Regions from separate parts of the Homo sapiens genome. Here region 2 is linked to region 1. The links are chromatin contacts, found by Hi-C or POLR2A ChIA-PET in ENCODE. All regions are on one chromosome and are shown on one strand. Each heading gives the region's core, a stretch centred on a gene start or an enhancer-like site at or near the end of the contact. The rest is flanking DNA. Distances are from core to core; before and after follow the strand shown. Region 1 holds the start of PLEKHM2 (pleckstrin homology and RUN domain containing M2). Region 2 has its middle 7.2 kb from the start of RNU1-2.

The links. A loop is a pair of places that touch in the nucleus more often than their neighbours do. ChIA-PET counts read pairs that join two places held with the same protein, here RNA polymerase II (POLR2A). Pooled maps may share reads with other maps.
Region 2: a loop to region 1 is called in a map with no recorded cell type, with 5 times the contacts of the local background. The contact joins the enhancer-like site here to the promoter of PLEKHM2 in region 1. A Hi-C loop is called at or near these places in 1 of 37 single-sample maps with no recorded cell type and 2 of 50 pooled maps. POLR2A ChIA-PET finds 5 or more read pairs at or near these places in 1 of 52 experiments (activated T-cell).

The regions. Positions count from the first base shown.
Region 1 is chr1:15,682,574-15,688,173 of GRCh38, reverse strand. PLEKHM2 (pleckstrin homology and RUN domain containing M2) reads right to left here and starts at 3,854. Exons shown (of 20, transcript NM_015164.4): 1 at 3,556-3,854. The coding sequence starts at 3,615. RefSeq lists an enhancer at 2,871-2,930 and silencers at 3,161-3,230, 3,751-3,830, 3,921-4,000.
Region 2 is chr1:16,900,315-16,906,123 of GRCh38, reverse strand. No RefSeq gene overlaps it. Among named protein-coding and RNA genes, the nearest start is that of RNU1-2, 7.2 kb to the right of the region's middle. RefSeq lists a silencer at 516-810 and enhancers at 551-1,190, 1,347-1,396, 1,497-1,546, 1,191-1,830, 2,017-2,296. Within about 2 kb of position 1,874, at least 41 of the 41 ENCODE cell types and tissues checked have a DNase peak (open chromatin) inside an H3K27ac peak, as active enhancers do.

The DNA of each region.
Region 1 (5,600 bases), core at 2,605-5,104:
ACTCCTTGGGGATAGTGGTTGCTTTGAGGGTGTAGTTTCTGGGAGGGGAACGAGGGGCCCTCTGGGATAATGGTCATGTTCTGTTTCTTGGTCAGGGTGCTGGATATGCAGGTGTTTTCACTTTGTGAGAACTCATTAAGCTGTCCGCTCAGGACCTGTACACTTTCCTGTAGGCATGCTTCATTTTCATAAAAAGTTCTAAAGTACTCTTTGCAAATATAGAAATACACAATGGATCTTTCCTTGCAGAAATATGCATCTCATTTTCTTCACGTAAAATCCTTATAAAATGACCAGTAAGACCATTTACTGGTGGTAGGATGCAAGAAAAAAGGCAAAGCAACTCTCAAGGTGCTATATAACACATTTAGGTGAGACTGGCATTCAAGGACAAATCTGACCCCAAGACTGCTGTCCTCAATGTCTACTGCTGTAGCCAAACTAACAGGTTCCTAGTAAAGCAGACACTCTGATTCAGAAAACCAAATGTAATTTATGATGCAAGAATCACATCGCAGTTGTCTCAAACAAACACACAAAGGAAGTGGCTACCAAGAACAAATGGTGTTGTAGAACGACCTTTAGGTGGTGAGGCAGTTGAGCCATCTTCAAACCTTGTAAAATTGAGGAATGGGCTCTTGCACAAAGAAAAAAGCTACCAGTTAAGACTGGGCCAGGATCCATGCTAAACACTCTACATGTTTATTAAAACTTCACCATGCCTGTAATCCCAGCACTTTGGGAGGCCGAGGTGAGCGGATCATGAGGTCAGGAGATCGAGACCATCCTGGCTAACACGGTGAAACCCCGTCTCTACTAAAAATACAAAAAAATTAGCCGGGCATAGTGGCGGGCGCCTGTAACCTGTAGTCCCAGCTACTCGGGAGGCTGAGGCAGGAGAATGGCGTGAACCTGAGAGACGGAGCTTGCAGCGAGCTGAGATCACGCCACTGCACTCCAGCCTGGGTGACAGAGCAAGACTCCATCTCAAAAAAAACAAAAAACAAAAAACAAACAAACAAAATCTTCATAACACAGCCTGACCAATATGGGCGAAATCCCATCTCTACAAAAAATACAAAAAGTAGTCGGGCACGGTGGCTCATGCCTGTAATCCCAGCACTTCGGGGGGCCAAGGCAGGCAGATCACTTGAGGTCAGGAGTTCAAGACCAGCCTGGCCAACATGGGGAAACCCCATCTCCACTAAAAATACAAAAATTAGACGCTGGGCGCCGTGGCTCACGCCTGTAATCCCAGCACTTTGGGAGGCCGAAGCGGGCAGATCACAAGGTGAGGAGATCGAGACCATCCCTGGTTAACATGGTGAAACCCCGTCTCTACTAAAAATACAAAAAAATTAGCCGGGCGTGGTGGCCGGCGCTTATAGTCCCAGCTACTTGGGAGGCTGAGGCAGGAGAATGGTGTGAACCCATGAGGCGGAGCTTGCACTGAGCGGAGATCAGGCCACTGCATTCTAACCTGGGCGACAGAGCGAGACTCCGTCTCAAAAAAAAAAAAAAAAAATTTAGCCGGGTGTGGTGGCGCACACCTGTAATCCCAGCTACTCGAGAGGCCGAGGCAGAAGAATCGCTTGAACCTGGGAGGTGGAGGTTGTAGTGAGCCGAGATCACACCACTGCCCTCCAGCCCAGGCAACAGAGCAAGACTCTGTCTCAAAAACAAACAACAACAACAACAACAACAAAAAAACACTCCACAACATCCCTAATTTTATCCCTGCTTTACAGATGAAGAAACTGGGCATGGAGAGGTTAATAAGCCTGACCAAGGTTACAGGGTTATTAATTTGGCAGGGCGGGGATTCAATCAGGCAGCTGGACTCCAGAATCCATGCTCCTAACAATGATGCTGCCCATGGCTTTGGTTGTGATACACCCAGGGATGGGTTTGCAGTTTCTAGTGTGACATTTTCTGGGGTGCATTCCAGCTCAATAAGTGTCCTTGTCCAAACACCTACAATTATATGCACCTCAACAAACACACCTAACTCATAAGTGACAGCCTGACTTACAAAGTGAATCTCTGCCTTCAAAAGACTCATGCTTATACATGTGACAGCGTGCCCCATGTCTACTGCCTCTCCATCACAGACTTTCTCCATTCATTTGTTTGAAATCCAAAGACAAACGCCGGGCCTACCTAAAGCCACAATCAGCCCAGATTAGATTAGAAAGGTCACCTGTGTTCCTTTCTCTTCCATTAGGAAAGATGTACTGCTTCTCAACAAAGTATTTGCTCATCCTGCCCTCCTTGAGTAAGCAAAAACCATACCCCATTACATTAGCAAAGCTCAGTAAAACTACGTAAAACTCTTGTTGGATCTCTGCAATGTTACTTTAGCTGTGCTTTTAGAGGAATGTTTTCAGTAAGGGCAATTCGAGAATCTATTTTCTTTTTAAGTCACATTTATCTTTATGAAAGGTAAAATAGCTTGCCTGTGTTGCTTTTGAGGAATCTCAGTGGGAAAACAGACAATTATTTAAATATGATGGTTGATCTAATTAATTCTATCCATTTTGCTTCTTCAAGTAAAATAAGCTGCTGAGTCCCTCACCCAAGCCATTTTCTTTCTCTTTTTTCTTTCTTTCTTTCTTTTTTTTTTTTTTTTTTTCAGTTTCTGAGACTATCTGGTGAGCCAGGAATTCAAATTACACAAACACACACACAGAGAGGGAGAGAGAGAGAAAAATCCATTCTGATTTGGCCATTTAGGTTTTCAGTGAATATGGATTCTTTTAAATTTATTATTATTATTTTTATATCCAGCCCAAAAACGTCAGAATATGGATTCTACCTTCTAGCACGGACCCTTTTGCGGATATGCCAACTTCATCACAAATACATGCCCTTGACAGGTATGTACTCATTTCTACCTGGAATTGGGACAGTGATGTTTACTGCGGCAAGCCCCACAGCAAGGTGTCTGTGGTGTCACCCGGTTCCCCGGATCAGCATCCAAAATGCAATCCCCATGTACTTCAGGTTCTTATAATCAAAGCCCCTAGTGAACCTCTTCAAAGCTACCATCCTTGAGCAAGATTATTCAGGGGACTTCCCAGGAGCAGAGGCAATGTCGCCGGGACCCAGGCCATGGGAAAGTGAAGTTGCTTATCACTGGCCTCCACCCTGACTGCCAGACCCTGGGCGACGCCAGCCTGGCGGGGGGACCCGGGGATGCAGCGGATTCCACAGGAGGCTGCATGGGGTTCCTTCAGGAGCTCCCGGGGGCGCCGCTGCCCCAGTGGGGGACCGGAGGGTCGCTGACCCCTCTCCGGGAGGGCAGGGCCCCGGGCCAGGTTTGGGGAAGCTCCGAGGATGCTGACCTCAACTTTGTTCTTTAAAAATAGCTCCGAGGCCGCGGCGCTCACGTGAGCGGCGCCGCTTCCCCTCTACCGGCCCGGGGCTCCCGGCCGCTCGTCGCCCCCCGGGTCGCGGAGGGGAAGGGCGGGGGGCCCCGGCCCGGGAGAGCGCCGCCGGAGGGCGTGGGGGGCGCGGCGAGGAAGGGGCCCCGGCCGGGAGGGAGGCCGCGCTCACCTTCTTCACCGACAGCGAGATGTTCTCCAGGATCCGGTCCTTCACCTCCCCCGGCTCCATGGCGCTGCCACCGTCGCCGCCACCGCCACCGCCACCGCCGCCGCCGCCCCGCCGCCGCTTCCCGCGCCGGGGGCCGGGGGCCGCCGCCAACCGCTGCCGCCGGCCGTACGGGGGCTCCGTCGTGCCGGCCGCGGGGCCCGGCGCCCGCCGCCCGGCCCTCGCCTCGCCTGGGCCCTCGCTCCACCGCGGCCCGGAGGCTCCGGAGCGCGGCCGGCGGGGAAGGAGGCCGCGGGCTGTGCGCCGCGGCGGCGGCGGCGGCAGGAACTGATGTCAGGCGGGGCGGCGCCAGGGCCCGCCTGCGCCTGGGGACTCCGGGGACCCGGAGACCCGCACAGACCCTTGGCCGCGGCCCTCCCCAGAGACCCCGAGACCCGCCCCCAGCCCTCCTCAAGTCACAGACTCTCCCCGGCACCCCAGAGACACCCTCAGACCCCAGGGACGCCAGAGACCTCGACCCCGCCTGCCGGGGACCTCGGGGCTCCTCAGAGACCCTCCCCAAGCCCTCCTCAGCCCACAGATTCCTTCAGGGACCCCAGAGACACCCTCAGACCCCAGGGACTCCGGACACCCCGACCCCGCCTGCCAGAGACCCCCACAGACCCTGGGACCCCGGCCCTCCTCGGAGACCCTCCCCCAGGCCTCGTCAGCCCACAGATTCCCTCAGGGACCCCAGAGACACCCTCAGACCCCAGGAACTCCGGAGACCCCGACCCCGCCTGCCCGGGACACCGGCCCTCCTCAGAGACCCTGGAGACCCTCCCCCTCAGCCCTCAGGCCATAGACTCCCCCCTGGGACCTCAGAGACACCCTCAGACTCCAGGGACTCCGGAGACCCCAACCCCACCTGCTGGGGACCCCCACAGACCCTGGGCCCCCAGCCCTCCTCAGAGACCCCCAAAGACCCCGAGGCACTGGCCCTCCCCAGAGACCCTGAGACCCTCCCCACAGCCCTCCTCAGCCCACAGGATCCCCCCACAAAACCCCAGAGACTCCCACAGGCCCCAAGGACTCTGGAGACTCCGACCCCACAGGCCAGAGACCCCCACAGACCCTGAGACCCCGGCCCTCCTCAGAGACTCGAGACACCCACAGACCCTGGGCCCCCTCCCGCCGGCCCTCTTTAGTCCACAGACCCCTCCTTGGAGACCCCAGTGCACCCCACTAACTCTGGCCAGGGACCCCAAGACCCTCTTAGCCTGCAAGCCCCACTTATCTTCCTCCCCTTCCTTAGCCCAGCCACCCCCTCAATGTGCAGACCCAGGCCCCCTGGCTTTCGCAGCCTGGAGGACCCAGCACCCCCACCGGGTCAGCCTAGACTCCAGTCCCCAGCCCTAGACCCTCCCTGGGCCCCCTGGCCCTCCACAGCCTCCCCTCCTCAGTGCCTCACCCTCAAGGCCCAGTCCTACATTTGAGGTCCCTGGTGTTCCTCCCCACCCCCAAAACACACCCTCCTCACCTTCAGCCCCAATGCCCCATTCCCACTCCTTATCCTTATCCCTCTTCTTCAGCCCCACGTATCCCAAGGGCCTCAACTCCCTCAGCCCCTGAAACCCACCGTAACAACTCTCTTCCCACACACCCTCCTCAAATCCACCATCTCATAAAGCCCCTGCACTTAGAGGTGTCAGTCTCCTACCTGGCTCTCTTCCCTCCTTAAGTTCCCAAATAAATATATCCTGACACATAGATTAGTCCCTCCTTTTTATTCTCAGACACCCCAGTTCTCAACTCTGGTTCCCTGGTCTTCCCTCTTCTCTGCTCAGGCCACCCCATCCCTGAAGTCCCCTTAGCATCTGAAATACTGATTCATTGCTTATCTCAGAGGGACCCCACAAGCCTCCAAAGGTCGCTCCCCAGCCCCTTAGTTTCCCAAGGAGAGACCCAAAATAGTGGTACTTTGTTTTTTGTTTTTTTTGTTTTGTTTTGTTTTGTTTGTTTTTGAGACAGAGCCTTGCTCTGTTCCCCAGGCTGGAATGCGGTGGTGC
Region 2 (5,809 bases), core at 625-3,124, 1.2 Mb before region 1:
AGCCTAGATCCCTGAGCTCCGCCTGCCAAGTACCACCACAGCTAACATGAGAGACCTCTGCCACAGAGACTGAAATTTGCCTCCCAAGGAAACAAGTGACTACAGACATCTGTCCCAGGACAGTAAACAAGGTCTCACAAAAACAAAAACAGCTGACCACACCATAAAATCACTGAGACCGAGCCTGCGACTATAGGCGAAAAAAAAAAGGCTATTATTCATACCGTGAAAGACCAGGGGAAAGTGCAGACACAGTCCCCTACTACTGTTGTGGGAATCAGGAGAACAGAGAGACCAATGGGTGGAACAGGAGGATTTTATTGAGTGCCCTCAGGCCCAGAGGATTAAAATCCAAAGGCTGAGCCCCGAACAAAGACAGGGTTTGACTTTTATACACACTTCAAAAAGGGGGTTGGCTAGTTTGAATGGCATGGTGGGACTATGATGGCACCAAACTCGCGGGGCAGGCAAGAGGGCTTACAGAAGCAGAACAAAGGCAGCTAGTCAAACTGTGACAGGTCTCACGAGGCAAGAATAGCTGGTGACCTTGCAGCTGCACTGAAGGGAAATCAAGAACTTAACAAAACTTGAATAGTGAGAAATGGTAAAGGGAAAAGAGAAGGTAATAAAAGCATTTGCTGTTTCTTGCTCTTATCCTTCCTAGGGATAACAGACTGTTAAGAGAGTCTCCAGAACTCATTTCTCAGCGATGTGGTTTTTCAGAAACTATCTGTTCCTGACCTTGCAGCCAAGCAAGTACAGGAAAATACTTTTTCTTTTTAATTTCTACCTTATTACTACAAGTTACAAAACAGAGGTTTCCACGTTTGGAAAAATAAGAGACAACAACATAGCCATAGAATGCATAGCCCTCAGCCTTACAGTAAACCACTTTGATAACCATAACATGTGCTCTACATACCACACATGTGAACTTCCGCCCCGCCACAGCTCCATACGCCTCACCCTTTACACGCACGGTCACTTGCCCCGAGCACCACCCCAGCCAATCCCCAATCACCCTGAGCCCTCCTAGCCCTAACGCACAGCTAGGACGCTCACGTCCAGCCAGCGGTCCCGGACTTGCTCCTACAGCACGGGAAATCCTTCATGGCGAAGCAGCAGCCCCTGCGCTGCCTCATCTACATAGAAACGCCCTATCGGTGATGTCACCAACAGTGCCTTTCCCAGTCCCCTTCTGTTCTTCCGCCCCACCCTCCTCCACTCAGCCCACCAACCCGGTGCCGCAGCCGGCGGGGGAAGTGACGTCCGCCTGTCCCTCCTTTCTGTCTCGCCCTTGTCTTTTGGGGAGGTGCGCCGAGACCCTGCATCTAGTCTCCCCCGAAGAAGTGATTACTTAACCTGTGTCCTGCGGAGGACCCTTCTGGCGGGCAGCTGGAAGCCTGTGCACCCGTCTTCAAATAATGGCTTTTAATAGCAGACTGGAACGTTTCGGATTACAAAGCAAACCGGACCCTTTCAAACCTGGTTATCTTTGTGAAGTAGCATTCCACTTAAAATTGGGAGCCCTTTAATAACAGAGAGAAATCATGTCTATGAAACTAGAGAAGCTGCTCAGATAACTGCAAACCAGCCATCCTTACTGGTTTTACGAGTAGTAGTGTTATAAAGAAAGTTGTCCAGTTTTATGAGTCTTGTAGGTTTGTTTTTTTGTTTTTCAAATACAGTAGTGTACAAAAAGGAAGCAGAATGTGGTTGCTGTCTCAATGTAATGCCTCGCTGGGCCTGAGAATTTGAAAATAAAAAAGTTCTCTTCTTTCCCCATTCTCCCTTTAGATGAAAAGTCTTTCTTGGCCGGGCGCGGTGGCTGACGCTTGTAAGCCCAGCACTTTGGGAGGCTGAGGCGGGCCGATCACGAGGTCAGGAGATCGAGACCACGGTGAAACCCCGTCTCTACTAAAAATAAAAAAAAAAAATTAGCCTGGCGTGGTGGCGGGCGCCTGTAGTCTCAGCTACTCGCAGAGGCTGAGGCAGGAGAATGGCGTGAACCCGGGAGGCGGAGCTTGCAGTGAGCTGAGATCGCCCACTGCACTCCAGCCTGGGCGACAGAGCGAGACTCCGTTTAAAAAAAAAAAAAGTATTTCTTGAAAGCATTGTCGATCAAAAGCTGTGTCCCTCCTTGCCAGAATGGCTCATTCCCAGATAGTCCTGTCCCACACGGGGGTCAGGGGAGGGAAGGAGACCTCTCTTTTTAACAGCGTCCAAAAGCTGAACTGGTGTGGCATCACAACATGGAAAAAAAAAAAAAAAAAGAGAGAGAGAGAGAGAGAGAGATATCTCGGCCAATTCTATAGTTGCTGTCACTTGTTGAATCATCTCTAGTTTTCAGAGTACCATGAATTTAGTTTCTCAAAAGAAGTAAAACAATGAGAAATACATAACATTAATAATTTGAGTAGTAGAAATATAATGCATACAAGAATGATCATCACAAAGAGAATCTGTATCCTGGAACAGTAAGGGAACCAGGGAACTGGGATTTGATGTTTCAGCCAACTGAAAACATCAGGGAAAACATCAAACCCCATTTCTTCTTTAGTGATTTCTTGCAGCCAAGTGGCTTCTTTTCTGATTTTTTCTAGAGAAGGTTCTACTACATGGGAAATGTATATGTATATGCAACAAAAGGTATTTGCCACCACACATCTCCCTGCTCAGCTAAATGTATCACCTAAAGTGATGTGATTATCTAGTACAACCTTAGCCAGTGACTAAATACCTTTTTATAGAGCTGCAAAAGAGGCCGCAGTTTCATCAGCAATGTTTTTCTTTCTTTTTCTTTTTCTTTCAGAGACAGTGTCTGGCTCTGTGGCTCAGGCTGGAGTGCAGTGGCGCCATCATAGCTCACTGCAGCCTCAAACTCTTTGGCTTAAGTGATTCTCCTGTCTCAGCCCCTGAGTCACTGGGATTACAGGCCAGAGCCACCATGCCTGGTTTTCATCAGCAATGTTTCCTGAGGTTACAAAAAGATTTGTAATCCTGGGAGGAAACACTCCCTTGAAGCAAGTGTTCTCCCCAAAAAAATGCAAGGAGCTATCTTCTTGATAGCCAGGCAGATAATTCTCAGGTTTTGCCCCACAGAATCTCTATCTAAAATAGAGCAGTGGTCATGCCTAGTGAAAAGTTTGAGGGAACTCGCCCAATGTTGGGTTTCTTCAGAGCCATATATATAGATATAACCAAATATCCTAAAAGACACTGCCCTTCATCATTCCATGCCGTTAGACATTTACAGGACCATGGATGGTGATCTCCTCCAGACAAAAATAAATGCTGGTGCAGAACAGGTAAGTGTATTATAATTTGAGTACATCAGCTTTTGGGCATTTTAAACCATGGGTCAGACATGTTAGAGCAAGAGGGCAGGTTGATAGCAAGAGGGAGTGTTTTTCTTTTAATTTTCCAATAGCAAAGTGATGTTTGCCACTGTCATTTCAGAGTGAGGTGACAATTTGTTGTTGTTTGGTTTTGTGGGTTTTTTGTTTGTTTGTTTTTGAGACAAGGTCTCACTGTCACCCAGGCTGGAGTGCAGTGGCATGATCAGGGTTTACTTCTGCTTTGACCTCACATATTCAAGCAAACCTCCTTACTAATCCTCCCGAGTAGCTGGGACTACAGGCACGTGCCCCCACACCCTGGGGTGTGAACTGGGATTTGATGTTTTCAGTTGGCTCTCTAATGGAATAGGTTCCCTTACTCTTCTAGAATCAGATTGTCTTCATGATTATCATTCTTGTGTGCATTATACTTCTACTACGCTGCTGATTTTTTCTTTTTTTTTTTAATTTTTATTTTTGAGACAGTCTTTCTCTGTCACCCAGGCTGTATTGCACTGGCAGGATCTTAGCTCACTGCAACCTCTGCCTCCTGGGTTCAAGCGATTCTTTTCCTTCAGCCTCCTGAGTAGCCACCTGGCTGATTTTTGTATTTTTAGTAGAGACAGGGTTTCACCATGTTGGCAGGCTGGTCTCGAACTCCTGACCTCGAGTGATCCGCCCGCCTTGGCCTCCTATAGTGCTGGGATTAAAGACATGAGCTACCACACCTGGCTCTCAAACCATTTTAATTAAGCAAAGACAGATTTGTCTGGCTTTTTAGTACAATGCTGAATTATCCTCCAATCTATATTTTTAGGAAGGACCTGGGGAGTGGCAACATGGAGATATTTGGTGAAAATGTGAACCTTTCATGTTCTGCTTCAGTCCCTTTTTGAAAATCCTTCCAATTTGCCTTTGCAACCAGTTAGTGGCCTTGCCTTCTTCACCAGCATGTGAATTGATTGATAAAGGTCAGAATATTTGGGCTCAAAGGTTTCAACAGTTAAGTCAAATTTTCTGCCAGAGCCTATAGAATCTCGGAGCCTGCTTTAGAAACAGAAGAGTGAAATGTATTTAAGTTTAGATCAGGGAAGTCCTTTATAATATTCTTAATTCACGTTTTGGTGAAGTGGTATACACAATGGTAGGCTCCCCTCTTCCTGTGGGTTTGGGTTTTACCTTTAAAGGGGCTGTCAGAACAGAAGTTTTGGGGAAGTGGCCAGAGCCCTGGGGACTTTCCCCAGGTGGTGGTGATGGAAGAAGAAGCAAGGCAGGACAGGAAGGCTCAGGTAAGAAAGACTATGCAGGTGCAGGGGCAGGAGGAGAAGGAGCAGCTGGAGGTGAAAGAGACAAAGCCTCCTCAATATTTCTCAATTCAGAAAACATGACAGTTTACCTCCTTCAGCTTACTTCCTCAATGGAGGCAATTTTCTCAGTTTTTTTAGAAATTTTAGAAATTTAGAAATTTCTAGGTCTCACTGGAAGTAATCTCCCATTTAATTTGTCTGGTTCTAAAACCAAATTTCTCTGTTTTTATTTTTATTTTTTTGAGACAAGGTCTCACTATGTCACCCAGACTGGAGTGCAGTGGTGTGATCTCGGCTTACTGCACTCACCGCTTGCTGCATGACGGCCAATAAGTCCAGGGATAAGGTGTAGGGGCAGGGAAGGTGACTTTATTCCAGAGAGCCACCAAACTGAACAGATGGTGAACTAACATCCTAAAGAACCATCTTAAATTAATATGATTTTCAGGTTCCTTGTACGTTAGGGAAGGGAGGAAGAAGGAGGCGGTTGAGGTGAAGAGGTCTGACAATGACAGACATATGGGCTGCAGTGAGAGCCCAAGGGGATGGTGAAAATTCTTTGTCCTTTGTCAGGTCACACTGCTCTTATAAATCTTCAACAACCTGCCTATCTTCTCAGGAGTTAGTTTGGGGAAAGGATTATTATCATCTGTGCTTTAAAGTTAAACTGTAAGCTAAATCCCTCCCATAGATAGCTTGGCCTATGTGCAGAAAGAAGAAAAAGCAGTTAGCCTGAAAGACATCACCACAGGGTAGGAAGGGTTAGGAGCAAAATGCAGTCAGTCATGCTGGGCCTCCTTTTCATTGCCATATATTTAATTTACTTGAACACATAATTTTAATTTTTTATACTTTATTTTTATTTATTTATTTATTTTTTGAGACCGAATCTCACTTTGTTGCCCCCCCAGGCTGGAGTGCAATGTCGCGATCTTGGCTCAGTGAAACCTCTGCCTCCCGGGTTCAAGCAATTCTCCTGACTCAGCCTTCTGAGTAGCTGGGATTACAGGAGCCCCCCACCATACCCGGCTAATTTTTGTATTTTTAGTAGAGACAGGGTTTCACCTTGTTTGCCAGGCTGGTCTCGAACTCCTGACCTCAGGCTCCCAAAGTGCTGGGATTACAGGTGTGAGCCACCATGCCCAGCCTAACCAAGATTATTAA